2 separate regions of the Homo sapiens genome follow, and region 2 is linked to region 1. Evidence: read pairs that join two places in POLR2A ChIA-PET (ENCODE). Cell type or tissue: PC-3. All regions are shown on one strand. Each heading gives the region's core, and the rest is flanking DNA. Links, peaks and the distances in the headings are about the cores only.

Region 1 (6,792 bases), core at 1,947-4,446:
AATGTATTATTGCCAATTGTACTCATTCTGCAGTGCCACAGAACACTACAACTTATTCAAATGGAATCTTACTTGCTGTAATTTTGTATTTGTTAACCAATCTCTATCTGCCTCTCTGCTGTCCTTCCCAGCCTCTGGTTACCACCATTCTCAACCTTTTATGCTTGCATATGAGTAGAAACATGGAGTATTTCTCTTTCTGTGTCTAGCTTATTTCACTTAATGTCTTTCAAGCTCATTCATGTTGCTGTGAATGACAGGTTTATTTTTCATGGCTGAGTAGTATTCCATTGTGTATATATGCCATGTTTTCTTTCTTCATTCATCTGATAATGGACACTTAGACTGATTTCTTAGCTATTATGAATAGTGCTTCAATAAACATAGGAGTGTAGATCTCTCTTTGACGTATAGATATATTTGTTTTTGCATATATGCCCAGTAGTGGTATAGATCATTACCAGTGGATCATATGGTAGTTGTATTTTTAACTTTTGTTTATTTTTCATTTTTTAAAATGGGGTCTTGCTGTGTTATTCAGGCTGGTCTCAGACTCCTGGGCTCAAGCAGTCCTGCACCTCAGCCTCCTGAGTAGCTGGGACTACAGGCACACACCACCGTGCCTGGCTATAGTTTTAGATTTTTGAGGAACATTCATACTGTTTTCCATATGGCTATACTAATTAGCATTCCTACCAGCCATATATAAGAGTTCCCCCTTTTCCATGTTCTCAGCAGCATTTTTTATTTTTTATCTTTGGTAATAGCCATCCTAACTGAGGTGAAATTATATCTCATTGTGGTTTTGATTTGCATTTCCCTGATTAGTGATGTTGAGCATTTTTTCATATACTTGGCCATTTGTATGTCTCCTTTTGAGGGATGTCTATTCACCTTATTTACCCATTTTAAAATCAGATTTTTTATTTTTATTTTTTTTGCTATTGAGTTCCTTTTATATTCTGGATATTAATCCCTTTCAGATGAATAGTTTGCAAATATTTTATCCCACTCTACTAGTTGTCTCTTCATTCTGTTGTTTCCTTTGCTGTGCAGAAGTTTTTTAGTTTAATATAATCCCTTTGTTTATTTGTGCTTTTGTTACCTTGATTTTCAGGTATTCATAAAATCCTTGCCCAGACCAATATCCAGAAGCATTTCCCCTATGTTTTCTTCTGTAGTTTCATAGTTTTTGCTCTTACATTTAAGCTTTCAAACCATTTTGAGTTGATTATCCTGAGAGCATAGATTCAAATTGCCCTAAAAATACATTCCCAATTTTTGTTTTTGCTTTTTAATTATTTTTTAGAGACATAGTCTCACCACATTGCCCAGCTTGGTCCTGAACTCCTGGACTCAAGTGAGCCACAACTCAGCCTTCTGAGTAGCTAAGATTACAGGTATGAGCCAGCATACTTGGTGTTTTGAGTTGATTTTTGTGTATGGTGAGAGATGAGTCTACTTTCATTCTTCTGCATATGAATATCCAGTGTCCCAGCACCATTTATTGAAGAGACTGTCCTTTTCCCAGTGAATGTTCTTTGTGCCTTTGTTAGAAATCAGTTGGCTGTAAATGGGATTTATTCCTGGGCTCTCTGTTTTGTTCCATTGGTTTGTGTGGTTTTTAAAAAATACCTGAACCATGCTGTTTTGGTTACCATCACTTTGTAGTATATTTCAAGGTCAGGTAGTGTGATGACTCCCATTTTGTTCTTTTTGCTTAGGATTGCTTTGGATATTCAGTATCTTCTGTGATATCATGAATTTTAGGATTACTATTTCTATTTCTGTGAAAAATGTCATTGGTATTTTGTTAAGAGTGCATTGAATCTGTAGATCACTTGAGGTAGTATGTTCATTTTTTTTCATAAGCTATCTCTTACAGGAAAGTATGTTCATTTTTATAGTAACCATTCTAATCCATGACCATGGGATGTTTTTCCTTTTTTATGTGTGTCCTCTTTGATTTACTTCATCAGTGTTATATAGTTTTCCATGTATTCTTATTTTATTTTTGTTGAAGTATTGTAAATGGGATGGCTTTCTTGATTTCTTTTTCAGCTAATTCATTGTTGGTGTATAGAAATGCTGCTGATTTTTGCATGTTGATTTTATATCCTGCAAGTTCAGTGAATTTATCAGTCCTAAGATTTTTTTGGTGCCACTTTTGGAGTTTAGGGTTTTCTATATATTTGATCCTGTCATGTGCATACAGGGATAATTTGACTTCATGCTTCCTGATCTGCATGCCCTTTATTTCTTTGTCTTGCCTGATTACTCTGTCTCAGACCTTTTGTACTTTGTTAAAAGGTGTGAAAGTGGGCATACTTGTTTTGTTTCAGATTATAGAGAGAAAGCTTTCAGCACTTTCCCATTATGCATGATGTTAGCTGTGGGTATGTTACTTATTACCTTTATTATGTTGAGGTACGTTCTTTCTATTATTATTATAATTTTTTTTAATTTTTTTTTTGAGATGGAGTCTCGCTCTGTCGCCCAGCTGGAGTGCAGTGGCATGATCTCAGCTCACTGCAAGCTCCGCCTTCTGGGTTCACACCATTCTCCTGCCTCAGCCTCCCAAGTAGCTGGAACTACAGGTGCCCACCACCATGCCTGGCTAATTTTTTGTATTTTTAGTAGAGATGGGTTTTCACCATGTTAGCCAGGATGATCTTGATCTCCTGACCTCGTGATCCGCCCGCCTCGGCCTCCCAAAGTGCTGGGATTACAGGTGTAAGCCACCGCGGCCGGCCCATTCTTTCTATTATTATGTGTAATTTGTTAAGAGTTTTCATCATGAGGGGATATTGAATGTTACCAGAGGCTTTTTCTCCACCTATGGAGATAATCACATTTTTTGTTCTTCATTCTGTTGATTTATCATGTTTATTGTTTTGTGTATGTTGAACCCATTCTTGCATCCCTAGAATGAATTCCACTTGGTCATGGTAAACAATCTTTTTGATGTACTTTTGGATTTGGTTGGCTAGTATTTTGTTGAGGAGTTTTGCATTTATGTTCATCAGGAATATTGGCCTGTAGTTTTCTTTTGCATGTGTGTGTCCTTATCTGGTGCTTGTGTCATGGTAATGCTGGCTTGTGGAGTGAGTTTAGAATAATTCCCTCCTCTTCATTATTCTGGGAAAGTTTGAGAAGAATTCATATTTAATTCCCCTAAAATGTTTGGTAGAATTCAGCAGTGAAGCCATGAGATCATGGACTTTCCTTTGATGGGTGACTTTTTATTACTGCTTAAATCTTGTTACTCAGAATTGGTCAATTGAAATTTTCTGTTTCTTCTAGGTTCAATCCTGATGGGTTGTATGTGTCTAGGAATTTATTTTCTGTAGGTTTTCCAACTTTTTGGTTTGTAGTTGTTCATAATAGTCTCTAATGACTCTGTATTTTTGTGGTATCAGTTGCAGTGTCATTTTTGTATGTGTTTGATTTTGAGTCTTTTCTCTTGGTTAGTCTAATGGTTTCTTTTCAAAAAATGAACTTTTCATTTTGTTGATCCTTTGAATTTTTTTTTAAGTCTCAGTTTTATTTATTACTCTTCTGATCTTTATTAATTCTTTCCTTGTAATTTTGGGTCTGATGTGTTCTTTTCTAGTTCCTTGAGAAGCATTGTTAGATTTTTCTTTTTTCTTTTTTTCTTTTTTTAAGAGACAGGGTCTTACTGTGTTACGTAGGCTGGAGTGTAATGGTACAATCAACTCAAACTCCTGGGCTCAAGTGATCCTCACACCTCAGTTTTGAATTCTTGGGCTCAAGCAGTTCTCCCACCTCTGCCTCCAGAATAGCTAGGACTACTGGTATGCGCTATCATGACCAGCTAATCTTTTTTTTTTTTTTTTTTTTTTTTTTTTTTTTTTTTTTAGAGATAAGGTCTTGCTATATATATGGCCCAGGCTGGTCTTGACCCAGCATCAAGTCGTCCTCCTGCCTTGCGCTCCCAAAGCACTGGGATTACAGGTGTGAGCCACCATGCCCAGCCAGATCTTTCTTGTTTTTGATGTAGGTGTTTATTACTAAATACTTCCCTCTTAAAACTGCTCTTGCTGCATCCCATACATTTTTATATGTTGTGTTTCTGTTTTCACTCATTTTAAGACATTTAAATTTTGTTTCTTAATTTCTTCATTACCCATTGGTCATTCAGAATCATGTTATTTAATTTCCATTTATTTGTGCTGCTTTAAAAGTTCCTCTTGTTATTGATTTCTAGGTTTATTTCATTGTGGTCAGAAAGGTACTTGATGTGATTTTAATTCTTTTAATTTTTGTGATTTGTTTTGTGGTTTAACATGTGGCCTCTCCTTGAAAATATTGCATGTGCTTATGAAAAAAAATATGTATTCTGTAGCTGTTGGATGAAAAGATCTGTTAGTGTCTTTTAAGTCCATTTGGTCTAAAGTCAGTTTAAACTTGGTGTTTCTTTGTTGATTTTCTATGTATATGATCTGTCCATTGCTGAAAGTAGGGTGTTGAAGTCCACAAGTATTATTGTATTATTGTATTGTCTTCCCCTTTAGATCTAATAATATTTGCCTTACATATCTGGGTGCTCTGATATTGGGTGCATATATATTTACAATTTTTGTATCCTCTTCCTGATTTCATCCCTACTGTGTTTGATACAAAGTCTCTTATCGTAAGTATAGCTACTCCTTATATAGTCATGATTGTGGTAAAAAAAAAAAAAAAAGAAAAGAAAAAAGAAAAAAAATGTATAGCTACTCCTGCTTGCTTTTGGTTTCCATTTGCATGGAATATATTCTATTCCTTCGCTTTCAGTCTGTGTCTTTTTTTTTTTTTTTTTTTTCCAGACATAGTCTCGCTCTGTCACCCAGGCTGGAGTGCAGTGGTGCTATCTTGGCTCACTGCAACCTCTGACTCCTGGGTTTAAGCATTTCTCCTGCCTCACCCTCCCGAGTAGCTGGGACTACAGGTGTGCGCCACCACACCCGGCTAATTTTTGTATTTTTAGTAGAGATGGGGTTTCACTATGTTGGCCAGGCTGGTCTCGAACTGACCTCAGGTGATCCACCCGCCTCAGCCTCCCAAAGTGCTGGGATTACAGGTGTGAGTCACTGCGCCTGGCCATATTTGTGTCTTTAGAGGTGAAGTGAGTTTCTTATAGGTAGCATATAGTTGGGTCATTTTAAAAACCCATTTAGTATATATCTTTTAAGGTAGGAATTTAATCTGTTTACCTCAAGGTTATTATTTTTAAGTGAAGACTCCTTTCATTTTGTGGTTTTCAGAATGTTTTGTATATCCTTTGTTCTTTTCTTCATCTCTTATTTTTTATCATTGTATTTTGGTGGTTTTCTGTAGTGATAAGATTTGATTTTTTTTTTCTCTTTTTTCTTTGCCTATCTGCTCTACCAGTGAGTCTTATACTTTTATGTGGTTACATAATGGTGATTATTGTCTTCTTATTTCCCGATATAGCATTCCCTTGATCATTTCTTGAAAGGCTGGTGTAGTGGTGATAAATTCCCTTAATTTTTGCTTGCCTGAGACACACTTTATTTCTACCTAATTTTTCTCTTTCTTTTTTTTTTTTAAGTGGAGTTTCACTCTCTTGCCCATGCTGGAGTGCAGTGGCATGATCTTGGCTCACTGCAGCCTCCACCTCCCAGGTTCAAGCGATTCTCCTGTCTCAGCCTCTGGAGCAGCTGGGATTACAGGCGCATGCCACCATGCCTGGTTAATTTTTGTATTTTTGTAGAGATGGGGTTTCACCATGTTGGCCAGGCTGGTCTTGAACTCCTGACCTCAAGTAATTCGCCTGCCTCAGCATCCTAAAATACTGGGATTATAGGCATGAGCCACTGTGGCTGGCTATTTCTACCTAATTTCTGATGGATTGGTTTGCTGTGCATAGTATTTTTGACCGATATTTTTTCTTTTCTTTCAGAAATTTGGATATATCATCCCATTTTTTCCTGGCCTGTGAGGTTTCTGCTGTTATTCTAATGAAGATTCCCTTATATATGACTTGATGCTTTTCTACTGGTACTTTTGGATTTTTCTCTTTGTCTTTGACTTTTGTCAGTTCAAATATAATGTGCCTTGGAGGTGACCTTTTTGGGGATCTTTGAGCTTCCTGGATCTGAATGTCCATATCTCTCGCAAGACTTGGGAGGTTTTTAGCTATTATTTCATTGTCTTTTTCGTTTTCTTTTATTTTTAATCTTGCTGTGATCTCCTTAGCAGCTATAATTTCATTAAATATGTTTTATTTTTTTAATTTTTTTTTTTTTGAGACAGAGTCTCGCACTGTCGCCCGGGCTGGAGTGCAATGACGCAGTCTTGGCTTACTGCACCCTCCGCCTCCTGGGTTCATGCGATTCTCTGGCCTCAGCCTCCCAAATAGCTGGGATTACAGGTGCACACCACCACACCCAGCTAATTTTTCGTACTTTTAGTAGAGACGGGGTTTCGCCATGTTGGCCAGACTGGTCTTGAACTCCTAACCTCATGATCCACCTGCCTTGGCCTCCCAAAGTGCTGGGATTACAGGCGTGAGCCACCACGCCTGGCCTGTTTTATTTAAAAAGTTGTATTAAATATATATTTTTTTCTTTTTTTCTTTTTTTTTTGAGACGGCATTTTCACCCTTCTTGCCCAGGCTGGAGTGCAACGGTGCAATCTTGGTTCACTGCAACCTCTGCCTCTCAGGTTCAAGTGATTCTCCTGCCTCAGCCTCCCGAGTAGCTGGGATTACAGGCACCCACCACCATGCCTGGCTAATTTTTTGTATTTTTGGTAGAGACGGGGTTT
Region 2 (6,792 bases), core at 2,849-5,348, 120 kb before region 1:
ACAATTTCGAACCAGGAAAATGACATGAAATAACATTTAACAGGAAAATTTTACACTTTATTTAATTAAAACAATGATAAATTGTTTTTCTTTTCTGTATATGACATTTCATCACAATATTTTTTCACCAAATTTGTCTGGAAATCTAGAGCAGAATTTTCTGCTGTTTGTTTATATTGATGTTTATATTTTGATGTAAATTATATGTACATCTACTTGAACATTAGTATTACAATTATAAATGTGCTTTAAATTAATTGACACAATATTGGATATTCATTATAATTATATTATCATTAAATATATTATATTAATATATAATATTAATAATATAATCTTGATATACCATATAACAGATATATTACATATTATATTTACTCCAGTTAAATATTATATTTACTTTTTAGCTTTATTGAGGTACAGTTGACAAAAATGATATATATTTAAATATACAATTTGAATTTTGATATACACATATAATTGAATCCCAGATTCAATTACCATAATCAAATCAAGCTGATTGATGTATTTACCACCTCAAACCACACCCTTTGTGTGTGTGTACATATATATTACATTATATTATATTTACTCCAATTATTGTATTTACTTTTTAGCTTTATTGAGGTACAGTTAACAAAAATGATATAAATGATATATATTTTAAATATACAGTTTGAATTTTGAAATACACAAAAGATATAATTACCATAATCAAATCAAGCTGATTGATGTATTTACCACCTCAAACCACACCCTTTGTGTGTGTGTACATATATATTACATTATATTATATTTACTCCAATTAAATATTGTATTTACTTTTTAGCTTTATTGAGGTACAGTTGACAAAAATGATATAAATGATATATATTTTAAATATACAGTTTGAATTTTGAAATACACAAAAGATATAATTACCATAATCAAATCAAGCTGATTGATGTATTTACCACCTCAAACCACACCCTTTGTGTGTGTGTACATATATATTACATTATATTATATTTACTCCAATTAAATATTGTATTTACTTTTTAGCTTTATTGAGGTACAGTTGACAAAAATGATATAAATGATATATATTTTAAATATACAGTTTGAATTTTGAAATACACAAAAGATATAATTACCATAATCAAATCAAGCTGATTGATGTATTTACCACCTCAAACCACTCCCTTTGTGTGTGTGTACATATATATTACATTATATTATATTTACTCCAATTAAATATTGTATTTACTTTTTAGCTTTATTGAGGTACAGTTGACAAAAATGATATAAATGATATATATTTTAAATATAGTTTGAATTTTGAAATACACAAAAGATATAATTACCATAATCAAATCAAGCTGATTGATGTATTTACCACCTCAAACCACACCCTTTGTGTGTGTGCATATATGTTACATTATATTATATTTACTCCAATTAAATATTGTATTTACTTTTTTTTTTTTTTGAGACAGTGTTTCACTCTTGTTGCCCAGGCTGAAGTGCAGTGGGGTGATCTCAGGTCACTGCAGCCTCTGCCTCCCAGATTCAAGTGATTCTCCTGCCTCAGGCTCCTGAGTAGCTGGGATTACAGGCATCTGCCACCACGTCTGGCTAATTTTTTGTATTTTTAGTAGAGATGGGGTTTCACCATATTGGCCAGGCTGGTCTCGAACTACTGACCTCAGGTGATCCACCTGCCTCGGCCTCCCAAAGTGCTAGGATTACAGGTGTGATCCACTGCCCTGGGCCTTGTATTTACTTTTTAGCTTTATTGAGGTACAGTTGACAAAAAAGATACATATTTTAAATATACGATTTGAATTTTGATATACACATATAATATGATATGGTTACCATAATCAAATCAAGCTGATTGATGTATTAACCACCTCAAATTATACCCTTTGTGTGTGTGTGTGTGTGCGGTCAGAACACTTTTTAAAAAAAATATCCTTTTCTCCCCCATGCAGAAGAACACTTAAGGTCTATCCTTGTCGCAAAAAATAAAAATCTATCCTCTTAGCAAATGTCAAGTAGTATTGTTTTTTTCATTTCTGATCATCCAATTTAAAATTTTTTTTTCTAATTTGTTAACTATGTCACATAATGTCACAATGTACATGTCAAATAACGTCACTATGTACCTTAAATCCCCAAAACTTATCTTGCAAAACTGAAAATTTGTACTTCTTGACCAACATTTCCCCATTTCCCCTTCACTCAAGCCCCCGGCAACCACCATTTTACTCTCTGCTTCTATTTTTGATCCAACCTCACTGTTTGTGTCCACGCTCCTTAATTTTCTTGGTCATGAGACCACGAGCTTAGATAACACCTTAGACAATGAGACCAGTGACCCTGACCTGTTTCAGTTTAGTTATTTAAAATATTTTTCTTTCTTTTTTAAATTGTATTTATTTATTTATTTGTTTTGAGAGGGTCTTGCTCTGTCGCCCAGGCTGGAATGCAGTGGTGCAACCATGGCTCACTGCAGCCTCCGACTCCTGGGCTCAAGCGATCTTACCCCCTAGGGCTCCAAAAGTGCTCTGACAGTAAATGCATGAGCTACCATGCCCAGCCATCAAATTTTCAATCATTATAAATCTTAGAGCTGGAAATAATATCTCATTGTTTTATTTTTAATTTGAGCGCTAGCGTGCTTGAACACTTTTAATCAAATGTATTTGCCATATTTTATTTTTCTTTTATTAGCTTTCAGATTCTTTGCTTCTTTCTTAGGTAGAACATTTCTTTGAGACTTAAATATTATGCTGCATTTGTCCTATGTCCTGCAAGTGTTTTCTTAATTCAGTATTTTAAAATAATATTTTGTTTTTATGTTTTTTGTATCTTTATAGCATTCTTCTAAATTGGATCTATGTTTATTTTAATTGTCTAGTCAAAGTACTGACAAGGAGGAGTGAACTTCCTGAAAACGGAGAACAAGATGTGATGCCTTTTAGTAAATGTTTACCAAAAGACACAGGATTCCATTTCCAATTCCATATCGAGAACCTTTAAAATTGTACATAAAAATGCAGGTGAAGTCGTGGAGAAGGGAGGCCAACAGTGCACACAGGTAGTGCCTCTGGGGAAGAATCAGAAGTCATCCTGCATCCTAAATTCCTGACCTGACTTTTCTGCAGGGCGAGTATCTGACCTGTGCTACACCATCAGCAACACAAAGAAAACTTGATGAGCTTTTATTTCCTTTTATTTGTATGTTTCACTCCAGTTTTCAATTCCGTGCCCTCAAAAGCCCGGATATCATCACCGGTACCTCTTTTAAGCTTCACCTCTCTGTGCGGCTCCGCAAGTATGTTGGTCTCCCTGAGAGAGTGGGGCCTGCAACCTGCTGGGCGCAGGCGCCTTGAGCTGCCACGTCTGCCCTTTTACCGGCTTGGGTGCAGGCAAGGGAAATGCGTCCCCGGGCCGGGGGGCGCGAGCGGGGGTCCGGGGCCGCGAGCTGGGGTCCGGGGAGCGCGAGCGGGGGTCCGGGGGGCGGGGGCCGCGGGCCGCGAGGGGGGCGGGGGCCGCGAGGGGGCGGGGCGTGCGAGGGGGCGGGGGCGTGCGAGGGGGCGGGGGCGCGCGAGGGGGCGGGGCGCGCGAGGGGGCGGGGCGCGCGAGGGGGCGGGGCGCGCGAGGGGGCGGGGCGCGCGAGGGGGCGGGGCGCGCGAGGGGGCGGGGCGCGCGAGGGGGCGGGGCGCGCGAGGGGGCGGGGCGCGCGAGGGGGCGGGGCGCGCCGGGCTCGTCCTCTCCGCGGCGCTCAGTGGCAGCAGGGAGGGCCGGTGAGATGCCAGAGCAAGGTAGGGTCCTGTATTTGGGGACCGCTGACGTTTGGGTCCCCCTCCCGCGGCTGTTAGCGCTGCGTGGCCCGAGACCTGCGGTCGGGCGGGGATTAAGGCTGCTTTCCGGAGGGCCCCGGCCGCGTGGTCGCCCTGCCAGAGCGGTTGATGTCAGGCAGTGCTGGGAGGCGTTGCTCTCCGGGTTCGCTTCTCTCCTGTTGTCCTAACTCTGCATCTCTCCCGGGTGAATCACAGAGCTGTAAACTAAAAATCAAATTCTAAGCTCCCAGCCAACTGAATGGACCCCTCCTCTCAGCTAAGAGCATGGCAAACTTAACCGGAAACACTAGTTCGGCCGCGATAGGAAGGAGATGGGACATGCCTCATTTTACCCTCCTCTCTTTGAAATTCAGGCACAGGTCGGGCGCGGTGGCTCATGCCTGTAATCCCAGCACTTTCGGAGGCCGAGGTGGGTGGATCACATGAGGTCAGGAGTTCGAGACCAGCCTGGCCAACATGGAGAAACCCCGTCTCTACTAAAAATACAAAAATTAGCCAGGCGTGGTGGCGGGCGCCTGTATCCCAACTACTCAGGAGGCTGAGGCAGGAGAATTGCTTTAACCCGGGAGGTGGAGGTTGCAGTGAGCCGAGATCGCGCCACTGCCACTCCAGCCTCAGCACCAGAGCAAGACTACGCCTCAAAAAAAAAAAAAAAAAAAAAAGGAATTCAGGCACAGCTGACCAGTATTAACATTAAAACAATTTTTTTTTAGTATCTTCATGCTAAAGGGGTAAGTAGAAATTGCATGTAGCCTCCCATCAGTTTATTCCAAATAGCAAACATTTACCAAGCCCTGAGTTATTAACTACGTATTTTCTTTTTGTAAACCTTACAATTGAGCAGGCAAGTAATAACATTATCTCCATATTTTTAATGTGAGGAAACTGAGGCCCAGGAAGACGTGTAATTTGCCCAATATCAGGTATTCAGTATATTGGAGATTTGAAGGACAAGTTATTTATTTTGAAAAATGTATACCTTTTCCAAAGTTCCAACAATAATTCAATGAACACATTTATTTTGCCCCAGAATTGCCAATGATGTTATGTCCTATAAGGAGGCACCTAAGTATACAGTTTGTCCATTTGGGAGATTTGGATTTTGACTACTTGGTTAAGATGGTATCTACTAGATCTCTCCACTCTTTCTTCTTTGTAATTAATAAGTAATCTGTGGGTCAATTCTTTGCAATGTCTGAATAATATTAAGTCCCCCCACTTCAGCCTCTAGTTTTAGCCTCTGTTGATGATTCTTCCCTGAATCTGTGATCACTGCTTGTGGGGATTCTATTTCTATTACTTCTTTACATTTTATACTTATAAGTTGACACTCCTGTAAAGAACTTTACCCATCCCATTCTTTTTTCTTTTCTTTTTTTTTGTTTTTGAGAAAGAGTCTCACTCTTGTCATCCGGGCTGGAGTGCAGTTGCGCGATCTAGGCTCACTGCAGCCTCCGCCTCCCGATTTCAAGTGATTCTCCTGTCTCAGCTTCCCAAGTAGCTGAGACTACAGGCGTGTGCTACCACACCCAGCTAATTTTGTTTTTTTTGGGTTTTTTTTTTGTTTTTGTTTTTGTTTTTTTTTAGTAGAGATGGGGTTTCACCATGTTGGCCAGGCTGGTCTCAAACTACTGACCTCAGGTGATCCACCCCCCTCGGCCTCCCAAAGTGTTGAGATTACAGGCGTGAGCCACCGCGCCCGGCCCACCTCAGGTGATCCACCCCTCTCAGCCTCCCAAAGTGTTGAGATTACAGGCGTGAGCCACCACGCCGGGCCCACCTCAGGTGATCCACCCCCCTCGGCCTCCCAAAGTGTTGAGATTACAGGCGTGAGCCACCGCGCCCGGCCCACCTCAGGTGATCCACCCCTCTCAGCCTCCCAAAGTGCTGAGATTACAGGCGTGAGCCACCGCGCCCGGCCCATCCCATCCCATCCATTTTAAGTTAGTTAATTATTTTAGAAGCCACATGGAGTGGATGATTTTTATCTGCGGCATTATAATCCATTTATCTCATTGTATTGGTGCTCACACTACCCAGCATTAGCCTCTCCAAACTCAAGTAGGCTTGACTTTCTTATTTCTATCACAGAGCTCCTGAAACCCTTGGAATTTCCTGTGTGTTGAAATGTCTTTTGTTATTTTTAATGACTTTTTGATCACATCTCAGTTTATACCAATGAGATGGCTTAGGGTGGAGACCCTAGACAGCCTCAAGATGAAGCTGGTCACCAGAAAGATTAGAGAGTTGGAACTTTCAGTCCTACCCACCAACCTCTGTGAAGTGGAAAGGGTGGGATGGCTTGACATGAAGCTCTATAAAAACTCTTGGACAACAAGATTTTAGCTTTCCAGATTGCTGAACACATTCAGTGTTCCTGGAGAGGGCATGGAAGCTCCACACCTCTTCTCACATACCTTGCCCTGTGTATCTTTTCTGACTGTTTGTTTGTATCCTTTGTGATATCTTTTATTATAAAACAGTAAACATAAGCAAAGTGTTTCCCCGAGTTCTATGAGCCATTCTAGAAATGAGTTCTAGGGGGTTGTGGGAACCCCAATTCTAATGTAGTTGGTCAAAAGCACAGGCCACAACCAGGTGATTGTGACTGGCATCTGAAGTGAAGGGCAATTCTGTGGGACTTAGTCCTCAACCTATGGGATGTGACACTTCCTTCAAGTAGATAGTGTCAGATTTGAATTATAGGACACCTACTGGTGTCTCCTGGAAAACTGGGATGGATGAAAAAACCTCCACTCATTTGGTCACACAAATGTTCTGTTTTGAGTGAGTTGAAAGAAAAGAACAGTTAGTTTTTTTGCTTTAGATGTGGTGTCAGAAATGGGATGTTGAATGATTGTGTAAGAGTGGGAGCACTTGGCAGAGAAGTCAAAGATGGCGGCTGTAGCTGCTGTTCGCTGGCTGGGGCTCTGCAGCAGGCTTG

What was found. ChIA-PET counts read pairs that join two places held together with the same protein. Peaks named below come from ENCODE experiments on the same cell type or tissue, not always from the same donor. Only the 100,000 strongest peaks of a DNase experiment are listed, where the experiment ranks them.
Region 2: POLR2A ChIA-PET joins it to region 1 with 13 read pairs; 5 of 35 experiments call an interaction of 5 or more read pairs at or near these places.

The regions. Positions count from the first base shown.
Region 1 is chr19:57,293,663-57,300,454 of GRCh38, forward strand. It overlaps ZNF460 (zinc finger protein 460), which reads left to right. Exons shown (of 3, transcript NM_006635.4): 3 at 1-407. Among named protein-coding and RNA genes, the nearest start is that of ZNF460, 17 kb to the left of the region's middle. In PC-3, for the core only: no CTCF peak of the experiment used is centred there; no DNase peak of the experiment used is centred there.
Region 2 is chr19:57,168,488-57,175,279 of GRCh38, forward strand. LOC124904780 (a long non-coding RNA gene) reads left to right here and starts at 3,757. Exons shown (of 2, transcript XR_007067355.1): 1 at 3,757-3,809. It also overlaps the pseudogene LOC100132009. RefSeq lists a silencer at 3,344-3,393 and an enhancer at 3,725-3,784. In PC-3, for the core only: no CTCF peak of the experiment used is centred there; a DNase peak (open chromatin) is centred at 4,034; H3K4me3 peaks cover 1,593 bases.